Linked DNA regions of Homo sapiens: region 2 is linked to region 1. The links are chromatin loops, found by intact Hi-C in ENCODE. Cell type or tissue: tibial artery. All regions are shown on one strand.

Region 1 (8,000 bases):
CCCCATATTGTCTCCCCTTTATTTTTTTATGTACCTGTCATGAGTTCAATCCCAAACTTTTCCCCATATTGTCTCCCTTTCTTTGATTTATTTTTGTATGTACCTGTCATGAGTTCAATCCCAAACTTTTCTGAAGAACCATAACACTTCACTCAATATGATCAAACATGTTAGGTAATCCATGAGTTTCATGAATTTTTGGGGGGAGACAGCCCTCTTTAGAGTTTGCTGCCCTCCTGATCCATCCTGAAATGGTTGTTCTCTAGGCCGAGCACCTAGCTGCCATCCTGGGAATTCCCTCCACTTCCAGCTTCTGTTTCCTGCATTCCCAGTTGTCCCCCTTCTTGGATTATGCCCTGGTTTTGCTGGACCACACCGTTTACTAAGTTCCTTAGAAAGGTTGCATGGGAGGTGATTTTTATTTTTTTCAGACAGGGTCTCATTCTATTGCCCAGGCTAGAGTACAGTGGTGAGAGGGGACAGCGTGCTGGCAGTCCTCACAGCCCTCGCTCGCTCTCGGCGCCTCCTCTGCCTGGGCTCCCACTTTGGCGGCACTTGAGGAGCCCTTCGGCCCGCCGCTGCACTGTGGGAGCCCCTTTCTGGGCTGGCCAAGGCTGGAGCCCACTCCCTCAGCTTGCAGGGAGGTGTGGAGGGAGAGGCACGAGCGGGAACCGGGGCTGCGTGAGGCGCTTGTGGGCCAGCTGGAGTTCCGGGTGGGCATGGGCTTGGCGGGGCCCGCACTCGGAGCAGCCAGCCAGCCCTGCTGGCCCCGGGCAATGGGGGACTTAGCACCCGGGCCAATGGCTGCGGAGGGTGTACTGAGTCCCCCAGCAGTGCCGGCCCACCGGCGCTGTGCTCGATTTCTCACCGAGCCTTAGCTGCCTTCCCGCGGGGCAGGGCTCGGGACCTGCAGCCCTCCATGCCTGAGCCTCCCACCCACTCCATGGGCTCCTGTGCGGCCCGAGCCTCCCGGACGAGCACTACCCCCTGCTCCACGGCGCCCAGTCCCATTGACCACCCAAGGGCTGAGGAATGCGAGCGCACAGTGCAGGACTGGCAGGCAGCTCCACCTGCAGCCCCTGTGCGGGATCCACGAGGTGAAGCCAGCTGAGCTCCTGAGTCTGGTGGGGACGTGGAGAGTCTTTGTATGTAGCTCAGGGATTGTAAATACACCAATCAGCACCCTGTGTTTAGCTCAAGGTTTGTGAGTGCACCAATCGACACTCTGTATCTAGCTGCTCTGGTGAGGATGTGGAGAACCTTTATGTCTAGCTCAGGGATTGTAAACACACCAATCATCACCCTGTGTGTAGCTCAAGGTTTGTGAGTGCACCAATCGACACTCTGTATCTAGCTGCTCTGGTGGGGCCTTGGAGAACCTTTATGTCTAGCTCAGGGATTGTAAACACACCAATCAGCACCTTGTGTTTAGCTCAAGGTTTGTGAGTGCACCAATCGACACTCTGTATCTAGCTGCTCTGGTGGGGCCTTGGAGAACCTTTATGTCTAGCTCAGGGATTGTAAACACACCAATCAGCACCTTGTGTTTAGCTCAAGGTTTGTGAGTGCACCAATCGACACTCTGTATCTAGCTGCTCTGGTGGGGCCTTGGAGAACCTTTATGTCTAGCTCAGGGATTGTAAATACACCAATCGGCACTCTGTATCTAGCTGAAGGTTTGTAAACACACCAATCAGCACCCTGTGTTTAGCTCAAGGTTTGTGAGTGCACCAATTGACACTCTGTATCTAGCTGCTCTGGTGGGGCCTTGGAGAACCTGTGTATCCAAAGTCTGTATCTAACTAATCTAATGGGGAGGTAGAGAACCTTTGTATCTAGCTCAGGGATTGTAAACGTACCAATAAGTGCCCTGACAAAACAGGCCACTGGGCTCTACCAATCAGCAGGATGTGGGTGGGGCCAGATAAGAGAATAAAAGCAGGCTGCCTGAGCCAGCAGTGGCGACCCGCGCGGGTCCCCTTCCACTTCTTTCACTCTTTGCAATATCTTGCTACTGCTCACTCTTTGGGTCCACGCTGCTTTTATGAGCTGTAACACTCACTGCGAAGACCTGCGGCTTCACTCCTGAGCCCAGCGAGACCACGAGCCCACCGGGAGGAACGAAGAACTCCAGACGCGCTACCTTAAGAGCTGTAACACACACCGCCAAGGTCTGCAGCTTCACTCATTAGCCAGTGAGACCACGAACCCACCAGAAGGAAGAAACTCGGAACACATCTGAACATCAGAAGGGACAGACTCCAGACGCGCCACCTTAAGAGCTGTAACAGTCACGGCGTGGGTCCGCGGCTTCATTCTTGAAGTCAGGGAGACCAAGAACCCACCAATTCGGGACAGTGGCATGATCACGGCTCACTGCAGCCTCGACCTTCCGGGCTGAAGTGATCATCCCACCTCAGCCTCCCAATTAGCTCGGACTATGGGCACATACCACCATGCCCAGCTAAGTTTCATTCATTTTATTTTATTTATTTTTTTTGAGACAGGGTCTCACTTTTATCATGCAGGCTGGAGTGCAGTAATGCGAGCTCGGCTCACTGCAATCTCCACCTCCCAGGTTCAAGCGGTTCTCCTACCTCAGCCTTCCGAGTAGCTGGGACTACAGGCACTTGCCACCATGCTCAGCTGTTAATTTTTATTTTTTTGTAGAGATGGGGGTCTCCCTGTGTTGCCCAAGCTGATGTTGAACTCCTGGGCTCAAACAATCCTCCCACTATGGCCTCCCAAAGTGCTGAGATTACAGGCATGAGCCATTGCTCCCAGCCAAGATGATTTTTGTAAAATCATTTTTTGTCTAAATATAATCTTCACACATGATTAAAATTTTTACTAGGTGAAGAATTACTAATTGGAAACAATTTCCTCTGAGAATGTTGAAAGCATTATTCCGATGTGTTGTTGCTTCTAGTGTTGCTTTAGAAATGTCTGATTTCTAATTTTCTACATGTAACTTTTATCTGCAAGGTTTTCTCTTGGCCTCTTTTCTCTTGGTGTTTTAAATTTTAATGATATGCCTTATTGTGGATCTTCTTCCATTTACTGGGCTGGACTTTGTGAGCCCTTTCAATCTAAAATCTCATGCTTCATTTTTAAGACATTGCTTTCTATTATTTCTCACACAATAGCTTCCCTTGTGTTTTCTTTATCTCTAGGATTCCTATTAGTTGTACATTGGACATCCTGGACTGATTCTGTAATTTTCGTATCTTTTTTCTCCCATGTTCCCTTTATTTGTCTTTTGGTTCTGCTTTTTGGGAGATTTTCTTAACTTGATCTACCTGAGGCTCAGTCCTCATCTGTAAAATGCTGATAAAAGGACCTACCACCTAGCGTTGCTGTGAGGTGTCAGTGAAATAAAATGTAAAATGCTTAGCACAGTGAACTTTAATAAATGGTAGTTGTGGTTGCACATACTGTTATTCTGGAACCAATTTCTTGTCCCTCCTCATGTGAAAATGACAATCTTGGTTTACAATATCATACTATAATATTTGCCTTCATTGTAGTGAATTTGTAATGACATGGCATTTTCCAATTATACTGTTTTTAGAAAAAAATTCTATGGTATAAATCCAGTTAGCAACATTAATTCTTATTTATGCTTCTACAAACACTTAAAAGTATTTTTTTTCTTTTTTCTTTTCTTTTTTCCACTCTCCCCTCATCCCTGGGGTAGATGAGAACTGGAAAAATAATGCTGGGTATCCACTCCCTGACAGTGAAATAGGTAGTTTGGAGCCCCAATTAATTACTTTGTTAGGATGAGAGTGCAGATCAAACCTTTAACATGTGAGGGTTGCCGTACACTCTGCCTGCTATGCAGCCCCAAATAAGGCTGGCCAGTACCTAGGAGCACTGAGGAGGCTAATGGACAATTAACAAACATCGAGTCCAGAGGAGGCCTGGATTCTCTGTAAGCTTTGCAGCCAAAGGTGGCCCTGCCTGCCCACTTAGGGCCCCATGAAGACTAGAACTAGAATTACAGAAAAAGAATGTCTGCAAGTCAAGAACAATCTGGCTTTACTACTTTATTTTCATTCCTTCATCTGTTCAGTTGGGGGGCGATGTTAAAGCTATGTGACATGGGCACCAACCAGTCAGGTCAGATGCTGGCTATAATTACTTGGTAGGTTATGTATCAACCCTGGATTCAACAGATATTTATTGAGTGTCTACCATGTGCCAGCACTGTGCTAGCTAGGTACTGTATGATGCAGGGCAAGTTTCTTTCTTTCTCTGAGCTTCAGTTTGCTCACTTGTGAAAAAAAAGGAGTAAGTGATCTACAAGGGCTCCTTTAGGTCTAACATTCGCAATCAATAAAATAGTAACTTTTGATTGTTTTGGGAAAATAATGGAAACAGCTATAGAAAACAAGCAGCTGACCTAAGACTTGTAGATTTGAAAATGGGGGAAAAAACAGAAAATTATTCTGAGTTATTGTTTGACTTGAGATTTGGATTAAGAATCAGTTCTACATGTCTTATTTTCATGATGTTTCCAAAGGGAGACAAAGATAGCTCTAATCAAAGGGTGAGTTTGTTTTACAGCCTTGAACATTCAAGCTCCACCCCACTATCCCCCACCAACATGCATATACAAGACACCTTCCCCCTAAGGAGGCTACTACTTTCTTTTAGCATCCTCTCTCCAGCTGCTACACTTCAAACCCTTTCGTTCAGTGGTTGGCAATAGCTTGTCCACTCTGGCAAGAGTCCATGTTCCAAGCCTTTCTTAACTTCCTCTTTTCAGACTTGTCCTGCCTCATTTCCTGTTCCTTGTGGCCTCTGCCTCATAAGATGTTTGATCAATTCATCTTTGCTAATGTAGCCAAGGAGGGCTAAGAAGTTTGTGGGTTACCATTTCTGGATAAAATTCATATTACAAGGAGCCTCCCCAAACCATGCTACCACTTTTATGGTGGATTAAAAAAATATTATGGGAAAGTTCAAACATATATAGAAGTAAGGAGACTGTTACAGTGAATGGTCATATACCCATCAACTAGCTTCAACAATTATCAAAATGGTCAATCTTATTTCATTTATACTGCCACCCATTTCCTACTTCCTACATGACGAATTATTTTTAAGCAAGTCCCAGACATCACATCATTTCATCTGTAAATACTTTAGTATATATCTCTACAAACTAAGGACCCTTTTTGTTTTAAAAAACTGCAATACCATTATCACACTTTAAAACTAAACAATAATTGCTTAATATTCTCAATTATCTAGTCAGTGTTTACATTTCCCCAATTGTCTCATAAGTCTTTTTTTCCTACAATTTGCTTGAATCAGGATCCAATAAGGCTCACGGTGATTTTTTAAATAATGATGCTTTGTAATATACAGGGGTGAGAATTTGGGAACAAATGATTGTTTGGCCTTTAAAATCGTACTACATTGGCATTTAGGAATGAATACAGCCCTGCTGCCACAAAGTAGCTCTTTTTCCCTTCCAGATTGCTTTGACTAAAAATTTGTTTAGCATCCCATTGGATTCTGGAAATTCTTCTTGTTTTCTCTTTTCCTTCCTTCCTTCCTTCCTTCCTTCCTTCCTTCCTTCCTTCCTTCCTTCCTTCCTTCCTTCCTTCCTCTCTCTCTTTTTTTTCTTTTTTCTTTCTTTCTTTCTTTCTTTTTTTTTTTTTGACAGAGTTTTGCTCTTGTTGCCCAGGCTGGAGTGCAATGGTGCGATCTCGGCTCGCTGCAACCTCTGCCTCCTGGGTTCAAGTGATTCTCCTGCCTCAACCTCTCAAGTAGCTGGGATTACAGGCGCCCGCCACCACGCCTGGCTAATTTTTGTATTTTTAGTAGAGACGGGGTTTCACCGCGTTAGCCAGGCTGGTCTCGAACTCCTGACCTCAAGTGATCCACTTGCATCAGCCTCCCAAAGTGCTGGGATTACAGGCGTCAGCCACAGTGCCCAACAAATTCTGGAAATTCTTTATAAGCGTAGTCAGACATCTGTGAAGGAAGTGAAAACTGAAGTTTGGCCTTGAAGCTTAGAAGTTCTCACACAACCAAGACATAGTCTTCCTTAAAACAGAAAAAAAACACAGCCATGCATACACACACACACACACACACACACACACACACACACACACAAATGCCAACTTCTAATATGTCTACGGAATGTTTTTGCAAATGGTAGTACAGAGCATATCTGTGTTGTGTAATTTTTTCCCACATGATAAGGACCAATATAAACAAATTGGAAATGTGATACTAAAAGAGAGTACTTCAGCATGGATTAATTAAGACCAATATGGGGCAATCCTTTTCTGATATTTTACAATGCACTGAAAATTTTAAAGCAAGGTGGAAAAATAGGCTTATGGGTCTGAATGTTAGGTTGAGAAAAATTATCTGTGGTCAAGTGTGTGCTTTGTAAATCTGCTGAGTTTACACTTGATCATGCAGTTTTCTATAAGTTGCTGGCTTGAATACCACTGGGAAATATACAGACCATGTGACTATGAAACCAACCCAATTGTCCCACAGAGCTGATGTTTCTGATCTCTTTGAATAAACATAGAAATTGATCCTTCCAGTCTTAAAACTTGAGAAAGTTACATTTGTCTTATCTGAATTCCTTTCTCAGGAAACAAACCATCAGGCCTCCCAGAAAGTATCCGGGATCTGAAAATCACCAAATCACCACATCCGGACAGTGAGAAGCCAGATCCCTCACCCTTCTTGATTGGCTGACAAACCAACTGCTTCCTGTTGACCAACTCCTCTTCCTTATCCCTCCCTAATTCCTGTTTTCCCACACATGGTTTCACTTCTTCCCTGCTATACAAACACCTAATTTTAGTTGGTCAGGGAGATGGAATTGAGACTGATCTCTTGTCTCCTTGGCTGCTGCACCTGATTAAAGCCTTCTTCCTTGGCAATACTCATTGTCTCAGTGTTTGCCTTTCTGTGCAGTGAGAAAACAGGACCTAGATGGAACTCCTGCTGTTTTGGTAACATTACTACAGACCTCTCAGAATGGCTAAAATAAAAATAATGACAACACCTCAATAATAGTAAGGATGCAAAGAAATCATATCACTCATATATTTCTTGTGGGTACATAAAATGGTACAGCTACTCTGAGAAAGAGTGGCAGTTTGTTTAAAAACGAAACATGCAACTATCACATGGTCCAGCAATTGTACTGTTGGGCCTCTATCCCAGAAAAATAAAAACATATGTTCACACAACAAACTTTACATAAATGTTTATAATGGTTTTATTCATAATTTACAAAAACTAGAAAAACTCAGATATCCTTCAATGGGTGGGTGAATGGTTGAACAATTTTTGGTACAGTCACATCATGGAATACTACTTAGCAATAAAAGTGAATGAATATCACCTCACGCTCATTAGAATGGCCACTATAAAAAAAAACCCATAAAATAGAAAGTGTTGGTGTGGATGTGGGGAAATGAGAATCCTTGTGTGCTATTTGTGGGATTGTGAAATGGTGCAACAGCCATGGAAAACAGAATGGTAGTTCTTCAAAAAGTTAGAAATAGATCTACCTAGGCTGGGTGCGGTGGCTTACGCCTGTAGTCCCAGCACGTTGGGAGGCCGAGGTGGGCAGATCAACTGAGGTTGGGAGTTCCAGACCAGCCTGACCAACATGGAGAAACCCCGTCTCTACTAAAAATACAAAAATTAGCCGGGCGTAGTGGTGGGCACCTGTAATCCCAGCTACTCGGGAGGCTGAGGCAGGAGAATTGCTTGAACCTGGGAGGCAGAGGTTGCGGTGAGCTGAGATCGTGCCATTGCACTCCAGCCTGGGCAACAAGAGTGAAACTCCGTCTCAAAAAAAAAAAAGAAAAAAAGAAAAAAAAAAGAAAAAAGAAAAAGAAATAGATCTACCATATGACTCAGCAATCCCACTTCTGGGTATTTATGCAAAAGCATTAAAAGCAGGGTCTTGGGATATTTGCACACCCATATTCATAGCAGCAGTATTG
Region 2 (8,000 bases), 150 kb before region 1:
GGTTCTCAATATGTTTTGAAAGAATGCCTGAAATGATGAATGATGGGTCTCAAATGGGGGCTTAAAAATGGGAAGGTCAATTTTCATTACTTACTCTTTTGCTTTATATTTCAACAGTTCCTTTATTGTGAACATCAACGTGCTGAGACAATATATTATTATATAATAATATATTATATTGATATGTTAATATATTAATATGTAATATATATATATTTATATATTTATATATAACATAAATTATATATATTATATACATATATATAAATATATAATATATATAATATATTAATATATAATATATAATACATATATAATATATAATAGATATAATATAATACTATAATATGTTGCAGACTCTCGAGCTCTTCTCAGATCTATAGCATTTATATTCAGTACTTCTACATCTTTGTAATAACTTATATACTGACTTAAGTTCTATTATTATCACATGCTGGTGTTTATGTTAACTAGTTCAGGCTCTCTGGAGAGCAGAGCCTGCCTTATGTTGATTTTGTATCCTCAAAGCCCCCAGCATAGTTTTAGGTGAGGATATAGAGGGCACTTGATATTCTATTGATTTTATGATTGGATTTTAAATACTTATTTCTGTTTTCCCTGTTCTTTAGTTTCCTTCAGCATTTTTCAAAGGAAGAGTAAACATGTGTGCTGCATTTTGCTATGAGGTTTTAAAGTGCTGCACATCGAAGATTAGCTCAACCAGGAATGAAGCATCTGCACTTTTGTATCTTTTGATGAGAAACAACTTTGAGTATACCAAAAGGAAAACCTTTTTGAGGACACATCTACAGGTCAGTGAAAATAAAAGCGCCTCTTCATCTTTCTTCTCTTCAATCTTTAACCTCTAGATCAAGATCCAGAGCCACCCAATCCAGTCCAATACAATGTGGCCATCTAGCACTTGATGTGTGGCTAGTCTAAATTTAGATGTTCTGAAAGTGTAAAATATACTATGGCTTTTGAAGACTAAGTATGAAAAAAATAGAAGATCTCAATTGTTTTATATTGATTATATGTTGAAATGATATGTTGCCTGTATTAGGTTAAGTATATTAAAATAAGTCTCTTTTTAGTGTGGCTACTAGGTAATTGATAATTACGTATGTGGCATGTGTCATATTTCTATGGAATAGAGCTGCTCCTGAGCAGAGAAGAGCATAGGCTTTATTTCAAATTTTATTTTATTTTATTTTATTTTTTGAGACGGAGTCTCGCCCTGTCACCCAGGCTGGAGTGCTGTGGCATGATCTCGGCTCACTGCAACCTCCACCTCCCGGGCTCAAGTGATTCTCCTGCCTCAGCCTCCCAAGTAGGATTACAGGCATGCACCACTATGCCCAGCTAATTTTTGTATTTTTAGTAGAGACGGGGTTTCACCATGTTGGCCAGGCTGGTCTCAAACTCCTGACCTCAGGTGATCCACCCACCTTAACCTCCCAAAGTGCTGCGATTACAAGCATGAGCCACCGTGCCCAGTCTCTAGTTTAAATTTGAGGACTGCCACATACTATGTGACCTGGAGCAAGTTACTTCCTTAGCCTCTCAGTGCCTCAGTTTCTGCAAATCTGGTGGGGTAAATATTGTTACCTAGCTCATAGGATTTTTATGAGGATTAAATGAGATGATTAAATAACAAGCTTGTTAGATTTTACAGAACAGATAACACAGTTTATGTTTTTCATGCTCCAGTATGCCCACTTATTTTAAAAATGAGAGATGTGTCAAGGTTTAGTGGAAAGCATTGACTTTGGAATCAGGCCTACCTGCACTTAAATCATAGCTTAAATCCTTACATGCCCTGTGACCCTAAGCAAGTCACTCAATCTGACTGAACCTGTTCCCTTATTTGTGAAATGAGACTGAGTATTTCACTTTGCAGAGTTACCCTGAGGATTAAAATAAGGCGTGTATAGTGCCTATAGTGCCTGACACAATGTGTAGCACAAGATAGATACTTCCTACATGATAGTTATTATTCAACATCTCCATACTTTTGGGTTTATTGGATGAAATAGCTCTGAACTAAACCACAATTGGGACTGCTTGACTCAGTAGCCTTCATTGTAATATGGGAAATCCTTGGTCCTATTTATATCTTTACTGTCATGGTCTGTCCCATTAGAGTTGTTTACTGGAGATAAGATTATTAGTGGGGAAACAACCATAAGCAGCTTGTTGAAAAATGTCATCAATAATGTGAAAATCTAATAGGAATACTGTGTATGCTTCCTGTAAAAGTCTGCTATATAATTACTTTTGCATGTTAGAGTCAGCCATCATTACACATTAGGTCCTTTACTATTTGCTTTTATATGAGATGGCATTTGGAAACCCACCTTCCCCTAGAACATTGTTCTAATTTGTGTGCCAATATACCTGAAATTCCCCCATTGGTATTGATTCTTCTGGGTCAAAGCATCAGTTTTCTTTAAGTCTTTTATTCAAATATAGACAAATTAATAAATATGAAGACTTAGAACACTGTCTGGCACATAATAAGTGCTCAATAAAGGATTAACTAGTACTCTAATGGTTATGATCTCTTTCATCCTCTACAAAGTAGGGATTTTTATCATAGGCATTTTACAGATGAGAAACATGAGGCACAGAAAGGTTAAATAGCTTTTCCAAAGCCACACAGTGAATTATTGATAAAGTCAAGATTTGTATCTAAGGCATTCAACTCTAGAGCCCATACACATGGCTATTACTGTATCTTGCTTCCTAGGACCAGTGGTAAAGCATCCAGCCATTAACATCTTAGTATGAATTGTTTTGGCATTCACCCAAGGGAGACTGAGAGATTTAAAAGTCCCATCAAAGACAGTGGTTCATGCCTGTAATCCTAGCACTTTGGGCGGCATAAGTGGGTGGATCACTTGAGCCCAGGAGCTCGAGACCAGCCTAGGCAACATGGCAAAATCCTGTCCCTACAAAAATATAAAAAATTAGTTAGGTGTGGTGGCACACATCTGTAGTCCCAGCTACTTGGGAGGCTGAGGTGGGAGGATCACCTGAGCCTGGGAGGTTGAGGCTGCAGTGAACCAGTGAACCAAGACCGTACCACTGCATTCCAGCCTGGGCAATAGAGTGAGACCCTGTCCCAAAAAATAAGAAGTACCATCAAAGTCCATTCCATAAACTTCTGTTAAACTAGGTAAACCCTGGTCAAAAACAAAGAAAGTTGCTGAGGCACTGGACTTGGAAGTCCAGCCAACTAAAATAGACTAGTGAAAAGGAATGAGAAATCATCAAAGAAAAACATGATTTATTCTCACCTTTGCCACAGCTACAACCTAGAAAGCATATTTAAAATGGAGACCTGACTACCATTGTATCAGTTCACTATTATGAAAATAGTTTTAGATCTGGCTATGCTATGAGTTTTGAAAAATTGTTTACGTCTAACCAAGAAAGATCCTTTAAAATTTGAAATAGGGCCTTTCAAGTTACTATTTCAGCAGAAGAATGTAAACCCCTCATGTATGAAGGGTACATTATGATGGTACAGTGTAGAATCTTTAAAAGAAGCATTTCATGTGAGTGCTTATATACTTATAAAATGATGAGCATAGACAGCATTTGTTCAAAAGTTATTTGGAAAATAATATTTACTTCTTCCCACAGATAATAATTGCTGTAAGCCAACTGATAGCTGATGTAGCACTAAGCGGAGGATCAAGATTTCAGGAGTCTTTATTCATTATCAATAATTTTGCAAATAGTGACAGACCTATGAAGGTATGTTCTCATTTCAGATAATAAATTAGAACCACCTTTGCTATCAGGGAAGTTTAAACTCTTAAACTGTCATTGGATTCACAACTTTTGTTAGTATAGAATGTACGGAATGTGAGTTTTATGAGTTAAGGGCTTTGTCTTATACATCACTATATCTCTAGTACCTAGAACACTGCCTGGTACATAGCATATATTCAATATCAGTTTAGTGGATGGATGAATGAATATACTATGTATTCATAGTTGTTATGGCAAGTCGAATCTGAATTTTTTTTTTCTGGGCTTCATTTCCAAACTTGCTCAGAAAATACATAGATCCTTTATTTCTTAACAATTGTCACCACTTTTAATATTGGTTAAAAAAGCACTGAATTTGAAATTTCACAAAATTTCACTTAGAATAGCTAACAGTTGCCTGATCCATTGCCAATGGATGAGAAATGGCACAGAAGGGATTCATTATTTGATGGTTTTGTGAGTTTTGAAAATTATCTGTTAACACCAAGGCTGTCACTCTTAAGCACCATTTTGCTGAGGCCAAACCCAAGACTCTGACCACTGTTCCACTTTCTTTCCTATATGCTTAAAACTTATAGCACTGTAAAAATTCATCTGTTGCTTTGTTGCGTAGAGTGCAGGTTCTGATCTTCAGTGACACATGTATACAAGGGAAGAAGAATCCTTTGCCAATAGGACTTTTCCTCCCAGAAGAATGAATCATCCCCATTCTTGGGAAAGGTCATCTTCCAGCACAGTTTGACAACATTGTGTAAAATCTGAAAAAGATTAAAAGCTCATAGTCACAGCATATTTGATGTTTGGATGTGTAGAATCTAAGTACCAAAAAATATTCCCATAGGAATGTTGCTTGTACTGAAAAATAACAGCGTGTAGTGCCAGCCGCTCTCAGGCTGGGAAAGTTTGCTTTCCAGCCAGTTCTACTAGTTCCGCAGGGGATCAGTATATGCTCCAGCTAATCTTGTGAGCATAGAAACAAGTTACACCACTTATGCTTATACTCTAAGGAATTGTTTTTACCAGTTGTTACCATCCTTAGTACTATGTTATATAGGTAGATTGGTAAGTTTTTCTAGGTAAATGGGGCTTGTATATTCTCTCCTTGATAGGAAATCTTTTTCTTTTCCATATCTCATTTATGAAATGACTTAGTTTTATTCTGTTATGGCAGTCATTACCAACAAACCCTATTACGAAAAGATACAGCTTTCCCCTGGTAAATGGGATCTCTATTAATGTATAGAAAGGAACTTTATGTATATAATTATTATTTTTAAAGGGAGTCAAAGCCAGGTAGGTATTTTTTATTTCTATTGTATTTATTTATTTACTTAGAGACGGAGTTTCACTCTTGTTGCCCAGGCTGGAGTGCAATGGCCCGATCTTGGCTCACTGCAACCTCCACCTCCCAGGTTCAAGTGATTTTCCTGCCTCAGCCTCCCGAGTAGCTGGGATTACAGGTGCCTGCCACCACGCCTGGGTAATTTTTTATATTTTTAATAGAAATGGGATTTCACCATGTTGGCCAGGCTGGTCTCGAACTCCTGATCTCAGGTGGTCCTCTTGCCTCGGCCTCCCAAAGTGCTGGGATTACAGTCATGAGCCACTGCTCCCGGCCAAGAAGGCAGTGTTTCAAACCATTTCCCCCACATATTGTGTTTATATTGACAAGCTCCCTAACCCCTGTACCTGTCTCTTCCTCATCATCTCTGAATCATATAGATAATTGTGATTACTCCTGTGGGGGTTAAGAGGATGCAATAGGACTTCCTTAGCAGTGGCTAGGGTAAAGAGGAAACTCTGGTATTCTTGGTGCCAAAAACAAACTTTGAAAGCTTAATGATCTCTCTAAACTTTCTGGAACGTTCTGTGATTCATGACCTCCCATTTGTGTAAACAGAAATTTCTGCAGTATGGTTTTCACCTTAGTGTATGTGGTAGTTAGTGGATGGAGTAGGCATGCTTATCAGAATGGAAGAGTGGCCAAGAGCACCAGCTCTAGGGCCAGACTGCCTGGGTGAAAATCCTGTCTCTAACATTTACCAATTTTGAGACTTTGGTCGAGCATTTAAACACTTTTTTATAATAGTGCTTAACTCATAGGGTTGTCGTAAAAATTAAAACATGTAAAGAACCCAGACTAGTGCTTGGCACATAGTAAGCTATTAGTTTTTAGTTACTGTTACAAGAAAACGGCAAACAAAGATCACTCCCATGGCTGTGCAATTCACAATGGAGGATCTGGGATTCAAAGCCAGGTAGTCTGGCTCCAGAGCTAATGCTTTTATGTCCTGTGAATGTACTGCCACCAAGGTTAGAGCCTTTGAAGCCTGGGCTAGTTACATATTTAAAAAATAATTTATTTAAAATTATTTCAGTGTACTATATGCAATACCAAGAACTGTAACAGGAAGTGAAAATCATATGTCCTCAGCATTGGATGACAAGCCTTAGAGCACATCGATATTGTTGTTCAACTTGTCTTTTTTGTTTGTTTTGAAATTAGGCAACTGCCTTTCCCGCAGAAGTCAAAGACTTGACCAAGAGAATCCGCACTGTTCTTATGGCCACTGCCCAAATGAAGGAGCATGAGAAAGACCCTGAAATGCTAATTGATCTCCAGTATAGCTTAGCCAAGTCCTATGCAAGCACCCCAGAGCTCAGGAAAACCTGGCTTGATAGCATGGCCAAGATTCATGTAAAAAATGGAGATTTTTCAGAGGTGACTACTTAAAGTTTTGTTCTAAACAGCCCTTCAAAACACCTTGAGCATGTTCTGACAGTTCTTTCTCTGTCATCCTTTTTCAGGCTGCGATGTGTTATGTCCATGTAGCAGCTCTAGTTGCAGAGTTTCTTCATCGAAAAAGTAAGATATTTCTGTTTTTAGAGATGGGGGGATTTTCATTTAGCATAATAGTTTTTTATCTTTGTAGTTTAGCTATGAATATGATATAATAGAACACTGAAAAATATGTTCACCCTTGGCCTTATTCAGTGTTAAAAATAAGCTGTTATAAAAGAAGACTGGATTGTTTGTTGTCCCTTCTGCTTTCATTAGAGATTACAAGAAAAGTTAAATAGTACAGGGTGGCCAGGTGCAGTGGCTCTTGCCTGTAATCCCAGTGCTTTGGGAGGCCAAGGCTGGAGGATTGCTTGAGGCCAGGAGTTTGAGACCAGCCTGGGCAACAGAGTGTGATCCTGTACCTATTTTAAAATAAAATATAAAATATAAAAAAAAAATAGTACAGGGCCAGGCCTGATGCCCAGTGTTTATTTTCCAAGACTGTCCCTCCCTGGAAGACTGCCACAAATTAAACTCTTCTCAAGGCTCAAGTCGGGATAACACAGATTATTTGTTTCCCCGTCATGTGTCTTAACATCACCAAACTGCCCATAGACTATGTCTCTCCAGCCACTTTAGTGCAGTGATACCTGGGTACTAAAAGGGAGTCATACTCTTGAAGGGCTTTAGGTCCAGCAGCCCTGGATTCCTAATTTAAGATTCCTAATTCAGGAAATCTACTTGGAAGTGTCCCTTTCCATAAACAGTATTGTTGGCTACTGCTCAACAGTATTGTTGAACAAACTGCATCTGCTCAAATAGTAACCCAGTTGAGTTAGGTTTAAACATTGATTGGCAATGGAGCTGGCAACCAAGAAATCTCTATCTCAATGTCCAAGCTACTTCCTTTAAGGCAGTGGAATGAGTAACAATACGGCAAAATGAAACCAACTTATTAAAGGAGTCATATCACTCTGGCTTCAGCTGTACGAACACAACCATATTTTGTTTTATTTTTTAATTACAGAATTCCTACAGTTAACTGTATATCTATCATTTCACACTGAGGCTCAGTGTTTGATTGCCTCATATAACACCCATGTGGAGAATCTTTTTCTAAAAAGATTCTTGGCCGAGTGTGGTGACTCAGACCTGTAATGTCAACACTTTGGGAGGCATGGGTAGGTGGATCACTTGAGCCCAGGAATTTGAGACCAGCCTTGGCAGGAATGGTGAAACCCCATCTCTACAAAAAATACAAAAATTAGCTGGGCATGGTGTCACATGCCTGTGGTTCCAGCTACGAAGGAGGGTGAGGTAGGATCATAGCTTGAGCCCAGGACACTGCACTTCAACCTGGGTGACAGGACAAGACCCTGTCTCAAAAAATAATAAATAAATAAATAAATAAATAAATGAATAAATAAATTTTTTAAAA

What was found. A loop is a pair of places that touch in the nucleus more often than their neighbours do. Peaks named below come from ENCODE experiments on the same cell type or tissue, not always from the same donor. Only the 100,000 strongest peaks of a DNase experiment are listed, where the experiment ranks them.
Region 2: it touches region 1 in a loop (4-fold over the local background); 70 of 110 quality-filtered maps call a loop at or near these places.

What each region holds. Positions count from the first base shown.
Region 1 is chrX:118,798,304-118,806,303 of GRCh38, forward strand. It overlaps a transcript of IL13RA1 not described here. Among named protein-coding and RNA genes, the nearest start is that of ZCCHC12, 22 kb to the right of the region's middle. In tibial artery, no CTCF peak of the experiment used is centred here; no DNase peak of the experiment used is centred here; H3K27ac peaks cover 1,798 bases.
Region 2 is chrX:118,648,316-118,656,315 of GRCh38, forward strand. DOCK11 (dedicator of cytokinesis 11) reads left to right here. Exons shown (of 53, transcript NM_144658.4): 41 at 630-812; 42 at 3,649-3,762; 43 at 6,287-6,502; 44 at 6,589-6,646. Among named protein-coding and RNA genes, the nearest start is that of IL13RA1, 75 kb to the right of the region's middle. In tibial artery, no CTCF peak of the experiment used is centred here; no DNase peak of the experiment used is centred here; H3K27ac peaks cover 2,550 bases.